Regions from separate parts of the Homo sapiens genome. Here region 2 is linked to region 1. A link is an interaction called in ENCODE POLR2A ChIA-PET data of the cell type or tissue named here. Cell type or tissue: GM12878. All regions are shown on one strand. Region 1 overlaps PITPNC1 (phosphatidylinositol transfer protein cytoplasmic 1). Region 2 holds the start of LOC124904047 (a long non-coding RNA gene).

Region 1 (8,000 bases):
GAGCAGCAGTTCACCCTTTCCTCCCTCCTCCACTCCTTCCCTACAGGAGATCCCTCAGGTCCTACCCTACCTACAGCCTCTTTTCTTGATCCAAACCCTCTCCCCTGGTGATCTCATCTGCTTCTGACTTTTCATGATTTTTTTCTTTTTTGGCAGATGCCTCCCAAATCAACATCGCAAATTCCAACTCCTCTCACATTTCCAGGTGCCCACTGGCCATCCCCAACAAAGACCCTACAGGTTCATCAAACTTGAAAGGTCCAGAATGAACGCGAATGTTCTCCCTGACTGTACTGGTACTCTAGAATTATCGTAGCCAATTCCACAAACTGCGTGGCTTAAAACAGCAGCAATTTATTCTCTCACAGTTCTGGAGGCCAGAAGCCTGAAACCAAGGTGTTGGCAGAGCCATACTACCTCTGAAGACTCTGGGAGAGAATCTGTCCTTGTCTCTTCCAGCTGTTGGTGGCACCGGGAGTGGGTGCATCACTCCAGTCTCTGCCTCCGTCTTTACATCCCCTTCTTCCCTCTGGGTCTCTGTGCTCTCTTCTCTTCTTACAAGGACAAAAGTCATTGGATTTGGACCCACCCTAAATCTAGGTAGGTCCACTCCCCCTTCCCTGGAAAACTTCCTGCTGTCAGGTCTTTTTTTTTTTTTTTGGCCATGGTACTCTCAGCCCGAAATTTCTTTCCTAAATCTTACTCAAAGACCATCTCAAGTACCACTTCGGAATGATTATCCCATGCATGCTGGCAGCATTCTGTTTGTCCCTTTATCACAGCGCGTATCTCCTTTGTCACCATTACCATTAGCTATCTGTGTCCCAGGCTCACCAACCATGTGGTAAGCTCACACTCTAACAGGAGGGTGCCCCCCTAATACCAGCACCACTAGGAATGGTGGTCATCAAAGTCACCCCCCTTCTTCTTTACCCCCCCCCCCCGCTTTACCCAGCTTCTTCAGGTGTTAAAGCATCTCCTTTAGTTTAGGTTTGCTCAAATAATGCTTTCTGTAACTAAGACTTTTGCTTCCACTAGGAATATACCATCTAACCTAGTCATTCTCAATGTCAATGGGGAGACGGGAACCCCACTTTCCAACCCTGGACTTTTTCTCAAAATATGCGCTGTTCCCTAAAGATCCTGATAAATGTCCTTGGGTGGAGGGATTCTATATCACCGAGGGATCTGTCAGGAGTGTGGGGGTGGAAAAAACGTTGGGAACCCTGATGTAACCACACCTGAACTTGCTCCAAGAAGAGAGACACTAGGGTCGTCAGCCATTGGCTAAAACAGAAAAAGATGTCTAAGGGCTGCTGAAGCATCCCGTGCTCTCTAAGGAACAGTCATTTGGAAATGCTGAATGTCTAAAGTCCCATTTGGCCCACAGCATATGAAGGAAAGACTGAAAAACCCACGGCAGACAGAATTCTGAGATGGCCTCCAGAGTCCCAGCCACTGGTGCACACATCCTGTGTAATCCTTCCCTTCGGGTGTGAGCAGAACCTGGGGATATGATGGGCTGTCACTCCCCTGGTTGCCCCCCAGAACCTTCAGAGGGAGCACAGCTTTTGATTGATAGCAAAAAGACAAGACAGTCAGTCACTCCTGAGAGTGTATACAAGACTTCACTTTAGAAAAAGCAGAGATTCTTTTGTTGGCTTTGAAGTTGTGAGATAGCCACGTGGATAGGACCCAAGAGAGGTCTACTGGGAACTGAGAGTGACAGCCGGAGAAGAACCAGCTAGAAAACGCGACCTTCGTCCTTCAACCACAAGGAATGAATCCTGCCAACCACCAGTGAGCGTGGAAGAGGACCCTGCATTTCTGGTGAAACTAGAACCTTGGTTGATGCCTTGATTTCTACCTGGTGAGTTGCCTGAGCCAAGGACCCAGCTAGCCTGGGTTCCAACTCCTGACCCATGGAAACTGCAAGATAACAAACTTGTGTTATTTTTCTTCTCTTCTCTTTTCTTTTCTTTTTTGAGACAGAGCCTCATTCTGTTGCCCAGGCTTGAATGCAGTATAGCTCAGCTCGCCGCAGCCTTGACCTCCTGGGCTTAAGCAATCCTCCCGCCTCAGCCTCCTGAACAGCTGGGATCACAGGCATGCACCACCACACCCAGCTAATTTTTTTTACTTTTAGTAGAGATGAGCTCTCACTGTGTTGCCCAGGTTGGTCTCAAACTCCTGAGCTCAAGCGATCCTCCAACCTCAGCCTCCTAAAGTGCTGGTATTATAGGCATGAGCCATTGCACCCAGCCACTTGTGTTGTTTTAAGTTGCTAAATTTGTGGGAGATTTGCTACACAGCAAGAGAAAACCAACACAACACTCAGCCTGCTGGCTGCCTTCTTCCAAATCACCCATCTGGTTTTCATCTGAGTAAAGCATCACCGACTCTGAGGTTCAAGCAAGTGCAAGGGAAGGGGGAATTGGTGCTTTTTCTGACTTATTAGTTCCACCTATGATGCCACCTGCTTTGTCAATCAATGGCCACTGCTTATTGCCCAGGGTGATATTTACTAGTAACTGATGTCAGCAAGCTTGTCATTATCTGGTGTCCAGATGCAGCAGCAGGCACCTAACCCACAGAGAGGGAGGATGATGATTTAGTAGGAAAAAAAAAAAAAATACAGATTTTTGGAGTAAAACAGACTTCAGTTCAAACCGCAGCTTCTTTTCCAACAAACTGTGTGACTTGGGGCAAATTCACGATTCCCTCTGAGCTTCAGTTTCCTCATCTATCAAATGGAGACAATTGCAACCTCAAAGCTGTGGGGTGAGAATGAAAAGAGATAACGAATGTCCAGGGCCAGGCAGCGCCTGGCAGATGCTGGAGAGATGTTGGTCCACTCCATTGTACCCTCCTAGGCAATGTGGACGAGAAAGCTGAGCTGGGGTCAAAGGCAGATCCTCCACTATGAAGATGCAAGGATGCAGAGGCTTCCGGAAAGGCATCCACAGGACACCTGATGGCTTCTTCCCATGGCAAGGAAGGCAGCCAAACCACAGAGCAGATCTGGGCTCTTCCAGACTCACTCTGAATCCCTGACCTGCTCTGCTGCTGAGGAAATGTCACCACGTGTCCCAGGCTCCATCCTTGGCAGCTCCTTCTTCTGGGCAGGTGCCCCTTCCACTGGCCTCTTCTCTGAGCTTTCCCTTGGCCCCCTGCTGACTTCATGCAGGGAACAAAAACTCTACCAGGATCTCCGTGAACTCTTTTCTTTCCTAGATCTAAAGGGTGCACGTCCGCTGGTTCACTCAACCCAATCGCCAAAACCAAGGCTCAAAGAAGTTAAGAAACAGAAGCATAAAACAGAAGTTGGGAACCCTTGAGGCCACAGAGATGACTCTGCTTACAGGCAGAGGGGGAGGCAAAAAAGCACGCCTGTCCCTGGAGCCTGGGGGAAATCAGTGAGTCATTTCTGTCCCTCTCCACCTCTTCTTCCTCCTCTGGGCTCACTCCAGGTCTCGAATCCTCTTTCTCATGAAAAATCTTTTCTTTTTTATCTCTCTCTCCCTCTTCTTGACTAAAGGCACAGCTTGGCAGGGAGAATAAAGCAGAGAAAGCATCATAGAAAATATTCACTTAATTACATCCAGTGTTTATTTTGCCCCAACCCCCTAAAAACAGTAGCAGTGTTAGGAAGAAGTCAGGGAGTCAAGGCAGGAGCTCTCCTGTCATCTCATCTTTGATTTTCTAGCTTAGATCCACGTAAGCCAGAGGAATCTTATAGGTGTTGCTGCCATCTGCTCCCTGCCATGACCCTCTTCCTTTTATCTGGTGTCTAAGCATCTATAATTGGCCTTCCAAACCCAACGGAATCCACCAGGATGAACCTCTTATTGAAAAGTGATATTCTGGTACCTGTAAAACCTCCAGCACCCAAAACTCAATGTGCAGAAAAGTGATGGTGGAACATTTAAATGCAGCTACTTGTAGCTTTTGGAAGTGACGGGTGGATCTGCAGTGGGGAAGAAGAACGCCAGGAAAGACAAGTGAGGTTTCTGGGTCTCTGCAAGAATAATTTCCAGACACAAGCCCTCCCAGGTTCAGTGTCGGGAAATGAAAGCAGCATATGCAAAATGCACGGCAGAACTGAATTTCCAATTCACTACAGACATGCTTTGGAAAACATGAAAGAGCTATTTTTGGTCCAGTGATCGATTAGGGTTGCTATGGCAATAAGAAACACTTACAGGAACAAAATGAAATGTAAGCAAACCAAAGTCTTAAAGAGAAAGGGTCAGACACATTGGGGATTTCATAGTCAGTTTCTGGGTGGTGCTGGCAGCCCTTATTTCTGTCTCAGCACCTGCATAGGGAGAGAGACGATAGTGGCTGCAGTGAATGGGGGCCCTGGGGATGGGTCTGAGGCTCTCTAGGGCACTGCACTTCAGAAGCAGGAAGTGCGAAACTTCTGGAAGAATGTACACCGCTCACTTTGAAGACTGTCATTATTGTCATCAAAGGATACTGTATTTCCACAGCACCTAGCCTGTGGCAAAAACGTAAGCTAAAATGTATTAATCCTACCCTATCCCACTTTACAATGTAAAAGAAAAATAAAAGTATTCTCTATGACAGTGTATTTCTAAGACCTACTTAATGATGCCTCATTTGCTGGGCTTGTTAAAAACAGATTCCAGGCCTCTCTCCCGATGCCTCGCTTTCAGTAAGCTGGTATATTCTGGGAGCCCACCCCCAAACTCAGGAGCTGTTTCCCCCTTTTCCCCCCAAAATATAGCTTTACTATTCAGCAGGCAGAGGCAGGAGGATCACTTGAGCCCAGGAGTTTGAGGCTGCAGTGAGCTATGATCACACTACTGCATTCCAGCCTGGGTGACAGAGCAAGCAAGATCCCATCTCTAAAAAAATAAAATAAAATAAATAAAAAATAGCTTTATTCACATACCATATAATTCACCCATTTCAAGTATACAAGTTAATGGTGTTCAGTATATTCAGAGTTATACAACCATTAGGACAATCTAATTTTAGAACATTTCCATTACCTCCCAAAGAAGCCCTGTATCCATCAGCAGTCACGTCCCCATTCCCGCCTACCTGCAGCACCACAATGTACGCAACTCCTAATCTACTCTAAGATTTGTCTATTCTATACATTTCCTACAAATGGAAGTGTATCATATGTGGTCTTTTGTTCCTGGCTTCTTTCCCTTAGCATGTTTTCAAGGCTCATCCATGTTCTAGCATGTATGGGTACTCCATTCCTTTTTCTGGCCGAATGATAGTCCATTGTACGGACATACTACATCTGATTTCTCCATTTATCAGTTGATGAACATTTGTTTCTATTTTTTGGCTACTATGAACAATACTGCCACAGCTATTCTTGTGCGAGTTTTTGTGTGGATTTCTATCTTTCTTTCTTCTTTCTTCTTTTCTCTTCTCTTCTCCTTTCTTTCTTTCTTTTTGAAATGGAGTCTCACTCTGTTGCCCAGGCTGGAGTGCAGTGGTGTGATCTTGGCTCATTGCAATTCCACCCCCTGGGTTCAAGCGATTCTCCTGCCTCAGCCTCCAGACTAGCTGGGATTACAGGCACCTGCCACCATACCTAGCTAATTTTTGTATTTTTGGTAGAGATGGGGTTTCACCATGTTGGCCAGGCTGGTCTCAAACTCCTGACCTCGTGATCCACCCACCTCGGCCTCCCAAAGTGCTGGGATTACAGGTGTGAGCCACTGCGCCCGGCCATGTTTTCATTTCTCTTGAGTGTATACCTAGAGTGGAATTGCTGATCACACTGTAACTCTATGTTTAACCTTCTGAGGAACTTCCAGACGGCTACCCCATTCCAAAGTGGCTGCACCCTTGTACATTCCCATGAACAGTGTAGGAGAGTTCCAACTTCCCCACCTCCTTGATAGCACGTCTCGTCGCCCAGGTATTTCTTTTTTTTTTGGAGATGGAGTCTCACTCTGTCGCCCAGGCTGGATTGCAGTGGCGCAATTTTGGCTCACTGCACGCTCTGCCTCCCAGGTTCATGCCATTCTCCTGCTTCAGCCTCCTGACTAGCTGGGACTATAGGCACCTGCCACCACGCCTGGCTAATTTTTTGTATTTTTAGTAGAAACGGGGTTTACCATGTTAGCCAGGATGGTCTCGATCTCCTGACCTCATGATCCGCCTGCCTTGGCCTCCCAAAGTGCTGGGATTACAGGCGTGAGCCACCGCGCCTGGCCTGTCCAGGTATTTCTTAACTCTGGGAGGTTCTGGGTCAAAATGACAATCCAAAGGAGACCTGGCCAACATTCCACATGTCCAGTGAGGGACAGACACAACCCAATACAGAGGTTATAATGACAATAGTGTTATACCGTCCTTCCTGTCAACAGGCACTGGTCCGAGTATTTGATATATATTAGTTCATCTATTAACTCATTAACCCTCATACATCCCCATTTTACAGATGAAGAAACAAAGGCACGGAAAGGTCCAACAGTGTGCTGTAAGTCACACAACAAATGCATAGAGGAGATGGGATTCAAGCCAGGCTGTCTAGCTCTGACATGCATGCTTGTGATCTCATGCTGATTCTTAAGTATCAGGAAATCATGGAAGTGCTTCCAGGGAAGCAGAGGTTGAAAGCACAGGCTTTGCTTCTCAGTATGTGCTGTGGCCACTAACAGCAGAGAAAATATGTGTGTGTGAATCTGTCATATGATAGACGTGCCTTGCTTCAAACAAACCCAAATCAGGAAAAGCAGGAGTTACTCAAAAGATATATTAGGGAAATAATTATTCATTTCAGAAATTCATTGGTATTCCTTTAGATGCCAAATTACCCTAGTACCTTGAAAACACAATAATTTTCAAAAACTGAATTGAAATATAATGGCTTAGGTTAATTCTTATTATGAAAGTGCTTTTAAAAACAGGTCCAGGCCCTGTGGGTGGCTCATGCCTGTAATCCCAGCACTTTGGGAGGCTGACACGGGTGGATCACTTGAGGCCAGGAGTTTGTGACCAGCCTGGCCAACATGGCAAAACCCTGTCTCTACTAAAAATACAAAAATTAGCTGGGCATGGTGGTGCACGCCTGTCATCCCAGCTACTAGGGAAGCTGAGGCAGGAGAATCGCTTGAACCTGGGAGGCAGAGGTTGCAGTGAGCCAAGATCGCGCCACTGCACTCCAGCCTGGGTGACAGAGCAAGCCCCTGTATCAAAAAACAACAAACAAACAAAAAACCCTGCCCAGAACTCCAGCATGAATTCTGAGATGTGAAAAAATATTACAAAAAAACACATGTTCATTAACTGTATTGTTGGTCCTATAAAAAAACTTGGAAACAAGTCAAAGTTCACCAGTAGAAGGCTGGTTAAGTACATTGGGATCGACTCTAAAACCATTAAAAAAACAAAGTGTAAAACAGGATAGCCCCATTTTTGTAAAAACAAAAAGAAAGTAGACTAGTATCCACACTGAAATACATGGAAAAACTAGTATACACATCGAAAAACATGGAAAACGAGTATACACACTGAAAAACATGGAAAACAAGTATACACACCGAAAAAACATGGAAAAACTAGCATACACACCGAAAAACATGGAAAACTAATATACACACCAAAAACCATGGAAAATGAGTATACACACTGAAAACCATGGAAAACTAGTATACACACTGAAAAACACAGAAAACTAGTACACACACTGAAAAACATGGAAAATGAGTATACACACTGAAAACCATGGAAAACTAGTATACACACTGAAAAACACGGAAAACTAGTACACACTCTGCAAAACATGGAAAACAAGTATACACACTGGAAAACATGGGAAACAAGTATACACACCGAAAAAACATGGAAAAACTAGCATACACACCGAAAAACATGGAAAACAAGTATACACACCAAAAAACATGGAAAAACTAGCATACACACCGAAAAACATGGAAAACTAATATACACACCAAAAACCATGGAAAATGAGTATACACACCGAAAACCATGGAAAATTACTA
Region 2 (8,000 bases), 180 kb after region 1:
TTTTTTTCCCACACTGCTGCAGGAGAGAACCTCCTCCTCTGGAAAGCTGTCTAAATTCAAGACAACCAGAGCCATCTCCTTATGGACGGGGACCGTAACTTTTCAATTTACACAGAATTCACATTCGGCACTCTCTGCCTCTCAATGGCTCTCTCTCTCTCTCTCTGAACATGGGTATCTATTCTGCTCAAACAAATCTGTAAGCACTTCTATTTCTAAAAAAACAGCTTTGGCCGGGCACGGTGGCTCGCGTCTGTAATCCCAGCACTTTGGGAGGCCGAGGTGGGTGGATCACGAGGTCAGGAGTTCGAGACCATCCTGGCTACCACAGTGAAACCCCGTCTCTACTAAAAATACAAACAATTAGCCGGGCGTGGTGGCACGTGCCTGTAGTCCCAGCTACTCGGGAGACTGAGGCAGGAGAATTGCTTGAACCCAGGAAGCGGAGGGTGCAGTGAGCCGAGATTGCGCCATAGCACTCTAGCCTGGGCAACAGAGTGAGACTCCATCTCAAAAACAACAACAACAACAACAACAACAAAACAAAAAACAGCTTTACTGAGATGTACTTTACATACCAATTCAATGGTTCTTAATACACTTACAGACTTGTGCAACTATGGCCATCATCTATTTTTAAATGGCAATAAAACCTCTCCAGTGTCCTCTGGCCTAGGAGCTTCAGGAGGGCAGGGATCTACCTGCCCTGTCAGCCGCTGCAGGCCTAGCACCCGGCACAGAGCAGGAGTTCAATAAAGTATCTGTGAATGGATGTTTTCATGATGCCAGCCTGGAACTTCCATAGCCCTGTTTTCCAGATTCAAGAAATAACTACTTCTCTAATTCAGCTAATCTCCCTAGGAGAGGCAGAATGGCCCCCAAGATTCCCACTGATTGGTGAGCCCTTTTGGAAAAGAATCAAGAAGTCAGAGACAGCAAGTCGGAGAGATCTGAAGTTGCAGTAGAAGCTCCTGCTAGCCTTGCAAGAGCAAACTGCCATGTTGTGGAGAGGGCCACATGGCAGGACACGGCAGGTGGCCTCTGGGATCGAGCCTCTAACTGATGGATGCAGTAAGGAACTGCATTCTGCCAACAACCATGTGAACCCTGAAGACAACTCCAAGCTCCAGAAAGAAAGGCAGCCTGACTGACGCCTTGATGTCAGCTTTATGAGACCCTGAGCAGAGAATCCAGCCATGCTGCACCTAGACTTCTGACCCACAGAATTTGTGTGCTAATAAATGGGTGTTATTGTAAGCCACTGAGTTTGTGATCATTTGTAACACAGCAATAGAAAACTAATATACTGCCAGGCGCGGTGGCTCACTTTGGGAGGCCGAGGCGGGTGGATCACCGGAGGTCAGGAGTTCGAGACCAGCCTGGCCTACATGGTGAAACCCTGTCTCTACTAAAAATACAAGACCAGCCAGGTGTGGTGGTGCTAGTCTGTAGTCTCAGCTACTAAGAAAGCTGAGGCGGGAGGATTGCTTGAACCCGAGAGGTGGAGGTTGCAGTGAGTCGAGATCATGCACACTGCACTCCAGCCTGGGTGACAGAGCAAGACTATGTCTCAGAGTAAAAAACAAAAGAGGCCGGGTGCAGTGGCTCATGCCTGTAATCCCAACACTTTGAGAGGCCAAGACAGGTGGATCACTAGGTCAGGAGTTCAAGGCCAGCCTGGCCAACATGGAGAAACCTCGTCTCTACTAAAAATACAAAAATTAGCCGGGCGTGGTGGTGGGCACCTGTAATCCCAGCTACTCGGGAGGCTGAGGCAGGAGAATCACTTGAAACCAGGAGGCAGAGGTTGCAGTGAGCTGAAAGAACTGCACTCCAGCCTGGGCAACAAGAGCAAGACTCCAAGGGAAAAAAAAAAAAAAACACGAAAAAAAGAAACGAAAACTAATATACATACTCCTCCGGGAATTGGGAGGAAAGCAGTCTGACGGCAATAACTCCTAAATATATGTGACTGATTTCAAACTTCTCAGGGGTATCACTAAGAAATTTTTTAATGAGGATGTATTAAATACAAAAGAATCTCTAATTGGTAAAATTTCAGGCAGTATACAAGTGAAAAAATTTTAAACCTTTTACAGGAGGACATAGAGGATCAGGGTTCCTTAAAAAGTTCCTGTTTTCCTCAGCTTCTTCCTATCCATTCATTCAGCAAGTATTTACTATGTGTGGACCCTAAGTTTAAGCACCAGACCTGCACTGTCCAGTATGGCAGCCACAAGCCACACATGGTCCTTGAGCACTGCAGAGCGGCCAGTGAAACTGAGATGCGTGTCCACGGAAAATACACACCTGATTTCAAAGACTTAGTGTGAAAAAAATAAGTGAAAAGATTGTATCAGTATTTTCTCATGTGGATTACATGTTGAAAAGATAATGATGGCGATAGACAACAAACAATTAAACAAAATAAGTACAAATTGCGATAAATGCTCTGAAGGAATAAACAGGCGTGGAGAGGCAGATAATAGAGGATATAAATAGCGAGAATATTAAGGAAAAGATTATTTTATTTTATATTTTATTTTGAGACAGAGTTTCGCTCTGTCAGCCAGGCTGGAGTGCAGCCTCGATCTCAGCTCACTGCAACTTCCACCTCCCGGGTTCAAGCAATTCTCCTGCGTTGGCCTCCCGAGTAGCTGGGATTACAGGCGCCCACCACCATGCCCAGCTAATTTTTGTGTTTTTAGTAGAGATGGGGTTTCATCACGTTGGCCAGGCTGATCTTAAACTCCCGACCTCAAGTGACCCGTCTGCCTCGGCACCCCAAAGTGCTGGGATTACAGGCGTGAGCCGCTGTGCCTGGCCAGAGATTTAGATGAGGAAAAAGCTATTGTAGATGGAGTGTTCAGGAAAGACGATGCTAAGGGTGTGATGTTTCCACTTGTAAACCCATGAGTTTGGTATAAACTTTCAATTTCTAACCCAGGAGAGCAGCAGGGGCTGGGAGCATGAAAGGGCAGTAAAAGGCAGGTTGGTCAGTTGCAGGCCATCACACTGCTCTACTCCCACTGGGTCCCATGTAAATGGCGCCCCCTGGCGGTGTGCAGCCCTGCGACGCTGTTCGTTTGAATGATTTGGATGTTATTTGTAAATTAGAGGTTGCATAGTACAAAAAGTAAAGTTTCCAAGATTATTTTTCCAGACAACTCTACATTTTCCAGATACGATTGGTTTGTCCGTTTTAATATTTGTAATATATTTGCGCCTCATCCTCCTTGTAACCTACAAGAAAAATCTTCACTTGGGAATATACAAAATTCCTGATTTCTAGTCTGAAATTCTCCTTTTCCTCTCCCGGTGGGCTGAATTTGTTAAAGATACATAAAACCTTCTCAGTACAAGTTAGCTGATTTCTAGAACTCAGTCTGTTTCTCTGATACAGGGCAAAAGTGTTACCTAGTTTTCAGACTTGCCTAACACTACAGACCTCCAGGCAACAGAAAACAGGCCAAAGCCCACACAAGCCAGCCAGGGTGCTGCGATCTCACTCAGGCCGCTAAAGCAATGAACCTAGATGTACTTTTCCAGTAATTACTGCTTCTGAAAAACACATTTACTGCCTTTGTGCATACACTTTCACATTTTTAAAAACCCAAAACGTTGTGATTCCCCACTCCCCATCTCATACCTACACATCCCTAGGAGAGGGGAAGCTCTTAAAGAGGTTGAATGTTTAAACTATATTAATTTAGTTTAGGCGGGGCGCAGTGGCTCACACCTGTAATCCCAGCACTCTGAGAGGCCGAGGCGGGTGGATCACCTGAGGTCAGGAGTTCGAGACCAGCCTGGACAACATGGTGAAACCCCGACTCTACTAAAAATACAAAAATTAGCTGGACATGCTGGCAGGCGCCTGTAATCCCAGCTAGTCGGGAGGCTGAGGCAGGAGAACCCCTTGAAACCTGGGAGGCGGAGGTTGCAGTGAGCCGCGATAGCGCCACTGCACTCCAGCCTGGGCGACAAGAGCAAAACTCCGTCTCAAAATAAATAAAGTATATTAATTTCTTTTAATGCCTACAATAAATAATATTCTCCATTCGCCTGAAACGACAGCCTTACTGAAATGAATATTACTCGCTTTGCTTTGGAGTATCAGTCACACTCACGCAATCAGACACAAGGTTTCTAAATTGACTTTCAAGAGCCTTAGGAACTTCCTCCATATCACAATAAGAAAAAGCAAAAGTTAATTACTACCTACTTTTAACCAGGGTTTTGTTAACAACAGTTTGCTTCCCTGATCCCTGTATCTATCTCCTGCGCCAGGTACTTCCACCCAAGTCACTGGGAAAATGCAGCTTCCTTCATGGACAGAGTCAATTTCACTGACCAGCCAGGAGGACAGCATCTGCTCCTTGTCTGTTCCATTAGTGTTGAAAGGTTTGCACAAATCTATTTACCCGCCCTCCTTTCCCTGTGCCCGTTATGACAAAAAAAAAAACCGGAGCTTTGCCAGACAGCTAGCCAAACCTCCACTGTCCCCTGGCTGTGGAACTGTGTCCGGAGATGGTTCCTTCCGGTGGGTTCTTGGTCTCGCTCACTTCAAGAATGAAGCCGCGGACCTTCACGGTGAGTGTTACAGCTCTTAAAGGTGGTGCGGACCAAAGAGCGGACAGCAGGAAGATTTAGTGTGAACAGCAAAAGAGTGAACAGCAAAAGAGCAAAGCTTCCACAGCCTGGAAGGTGCCTGGGGGGAGGGGAGGGGGGAGGGGTGGTCAGCCATTATTCCCTTATTTGTCCCCGCCCATGTCCTGCTGATTGGTCCATTTTACAGAGTGCTGATTGCTCCATTTTACAGAGCACTGATTGGTGCATTTTACTGAGCACTGATTGGTCCATTTTACAAACCTCTAGCTAGCCACAGAGAGCTGATTGGTGCGTTTTTGCAGAGTGCTGATTAGCGCATTTTAGAAACCGCTAGCTAGCCACAGAGACCTGATTGGTGCGTTTTTGCAGCCTGCTGATTAGCGTATTTTAGAAATCTCTAGCTAGCTACAGAGCGCTGATTGGTGCATTTTACAATCCTCTTGTAAGACAGAAAAGTTCTCCAAGTCCCCACCGGACCAAGAAGTCCAACTGGCTTCACCTCCCAGAACAAGCCACCAAGGAAACCACCTGGATCACACAGAAATCACACGCATGACCCTGACCTTGGTCCCTTCTCAACAGAAAATTTAAAATAAAATAAAACAACCTCTCAAAATTGTGCTCGTTCTTGAGAAAACTTTTTATAGAATTATCTTATTCAGAATAAAATTTTTATACCAGACAAGGAAAACATTTTCCAAATTACATTTACAAGAAACCTTGGGGAAAGTCTGTGAGATTAATCCAAGGAGTCTTTATCCTTTATATTCAGAGGTATTGACGCCAGCAGCAAACTTAAAATCTCTTCCTTTCAATAATTTCTGCCTTGATATGTTTGCAGATGCATTTCAGGAAAATGGTTTAAAACTGAGAACAAGGCCCGGCGCAGTGGCTCATGCCTGTAATCCCAGCACTTTGGGAGGCCGAGGCGGGCAGATCACGAGGTCAGGAGATCGAGACCATCCTGGTTAAAAGGGTGAAACCCCGTCTCTACTAAAAATACAAAAAATCAGCTGGGCGCAGTGGCGGGCGCCTGTAATCCCAGATACTCGGGAAGCTGAGGCAGGAGAATGGCGTGAACCCGGGAGGCGGAGCTTGCAGTGAGCCGAGATCGCGCCACTGCACTCTGGCCTGGGCGAAAGAGCGAGACTCCGTCTCAAAAAAAAAAAAAAAGAGAACAAGGAACACTGTTGGGCATTTTGGCATTTCCATTCATGTCATTCCAGAGGCAGCACCACCCTGATCCCAAATCCGTTCTCAGAAATGTGCGCAAGAAAACTCTCTGGGGACCCTGGGGGTGCCTGGATGAAGTGCACTGGCTCCCTGCCAGGGCAAAAAAGAAAATAATATTCTGTATGAAAAAGTTGTTTTTCTTTTCTTTCCTTTCCTTCTCTTTTCTCGGAGGGGAGGGGAGTGTTTCTATTTTTCTGCATTGTGCACCATATCCCTAGAGACCACAAATCAATCCCTAAAAGTATACACATTTATGTGAATGCAGTCAGAACAGGAACTGTTAAACAAGAACTGGTTTTTGGTTTGTTTGTTCGTTTGTTTTTGTTTTTTTGAGACAGAGTTTTGCTCTTGTTGCCCAGGCTGGAGTGCGATGGTGCGATCTCAGCTCACCACAACCTCCACCTCCCTGGTTCAAGTAATTCTCCTGCCTCACCCTCCCAAGTACCTGGGATTACAGGCATGCGCCACCACGCCTGGCTAATTTTGTATTTTTAGTAGAGACGGGGTTTCTCATGTTAGTCAGGCTGGTCTCAAACTCCCGACCTCAGGTGATCCACCCGCCTCAGCCTCCCAAAGTGCTGGGATTACAGGCATGAGCCACCGCGCCTGGCCAGAACGGTTAAACAGTAAAGAAAGCAATGAAAACAAAAGGATTCCTGCCTTAGATAATATTAGGATGTGCTTAGCGTCTCTTGAGAGACGCTCATTTTACTAACAAGTACCTCTGTGGCGAGGGTGGCAGGTGCAGGGTGATCTTCAGACTGTGCTCCAAGGAGCCTCCTTGGTGAGCAGGTCGCTCACTGGGACCGAGTGGCTGCGGGAGGAGGTGGGCCACCCTTCCAATAGGTTCCAATGGGGCTACCCTATGTGTCCCGCTAAGCAGACACAAGGTTGGAGTCCCCAGCCACCTTCAACTAGAGAGTAGAGCCAGTGTACCTGCTTTACACATGGGTCCTCAGGAGAATATTTTCTTCCACCAAGGAATCTCAGAGGAGGGAGAATTCCATATAGTAGAACAGCCTTGAGCCTTAAATCAGACCTGGTTCTAGCCTAGAGTTTGTCAATGAGGTAGACAACTTAACTGCACCTACTACAGGTCTAGACTTCATTATAAAATGAAATGGCTCACCGGGCATGAACTCTCAGGAGTTCGAGACCAGCCTGACCAACATGGTGAAACCCCATCTCTACTAAAAACACAAAAATTAGCTGGCTGGGGTGGTACAAGCCTGTAAATCCCAGCTATTCTGGAGGCTGAGGCAGGAGAATCTCTTGAACTCGGGAGGCAGAGGTTTCAGTGAGCCAAGATTGCGCCACTGCACTCCAGCCTGGGTGAAAGAGCAAGACTCCATCTCAAAAATAAACAAACAAATAAATAAATAAATAAATGGCTCAATTATAAATCATCTCCAATACGCCTTCTAAGTCTAAAACTCTAGAATCATCCGGGGGCAGTGGCTCATGCCTGTAATCCCAGCACTTTGGGAGCCCAAAGTGGGCGGATCGCCTGAGGTCAGGAGTTCGAGACAAGCCTGACCAACATGGTGAAACCCCTTCTCTACTAAAAATACAAAAAATTAGCCTGGCGTGATGGTGGGCGCCTGTAATCCCAGCTACTCGGGAGGCTGAGGCAGGAGACTTGCTTGAAACCGGGCGGTGGAGGTCGCAGTGAGCCGAAATCATCCCACTGCACTCCAGCCTGGGCGACAGAGCGAGAGAGTGTGGCTCAGAAAAAGAAACAAACAAACAAAAACTCTAGAATCTACATCTACGTCTACCAAATGTTTCAAATGAAGATAATGACAACTTTCTCTCTATAGCAACTCTCAGCTCTCAGGAACTTTTCCTGTTCATACCTTTCCAACAGGCTTATATTGAGTTCAGAGACCACCACATTTAACACAAACGAGGGACTATTCCAATGAAATGTTTTAATTAAAATTAATCTATGGAATGTTACTTTTATTAATTCTTTACTCTGAAATTAATGTCTAAAACACACACACACACACACACACACACACACACACCAAAAAACCCCACCAACACTCTAATCTAGACAGTAGTTCAGCTTTATTTTCTTGATCGCCCAGAGCTGTTCTTTTTTCCTGGAACTAGAGAACATTTTATGTGTTAAAATAAAGCTAGAGAAATAGTAG

The links. ChIA-PET counts read pairs that join two places held together with the same protein. Peaks named below come from ENCODE experiments on the same cell type or tissue, not always from the same donor. Only the 100,000 strongest peaks of a DNase experiment are listed, where the experiment ranks them.
Region 2: POLR2A ChIA-PET joins it to region 1 with 11 read pairs; 3 of 35 experiments call an interaction of 5 or more read pairs at or near these places.

What each region holds. Positions count from the first base shown.
Region 1 is chr17:67,565,413-67,573,412 of GRCh38, reverse strand. All of the region lies in intron 4 of PITPNC1 (phosphatidylinositol transfer protein cytoplasmic 1), which reads right to left. The region is part of intron 1 of LOC124904045 (a long non-coding RNA gene); the gene reads left to right. Among named protein-coding and RNA genes, the nearest start is that of MIR548D2, 98 kb to the right of the region's middle. RefSeq lists an enhancer at 3,481-3,550. In GM12878, no CTCF peak of the experiment used is centred here; DNase peaks (open chromatin) are centred at 1,704 and 3,360; H3K4me3 peaks cover 3,120 bases; H3K27ac peaks cover 4,896 bases.
Region 2 is chr17:67,382,210-67,390,209 of GRCh38, reverse strand. The region is part of intron 1 of PITPNC1 (phosphatidylinositol transfer protein cytoplasmic 1); the gene reads right to left. It overlaps LOC124904047 (a long non-coding RNA gene), which reads left to right and starts at 4,476. Exons shown (of 2, transcript XR_007065884.1): 1 at 4,476-4,590; 2 at 5,060-5,224. In GM12878, a CTCF peak has its summit at 3,046 (motif pointing left); no DNase peak of the experiment used is centred here; H3K4me3 peaks cover 798 bases; H3K27ac peaks cover 667 bases.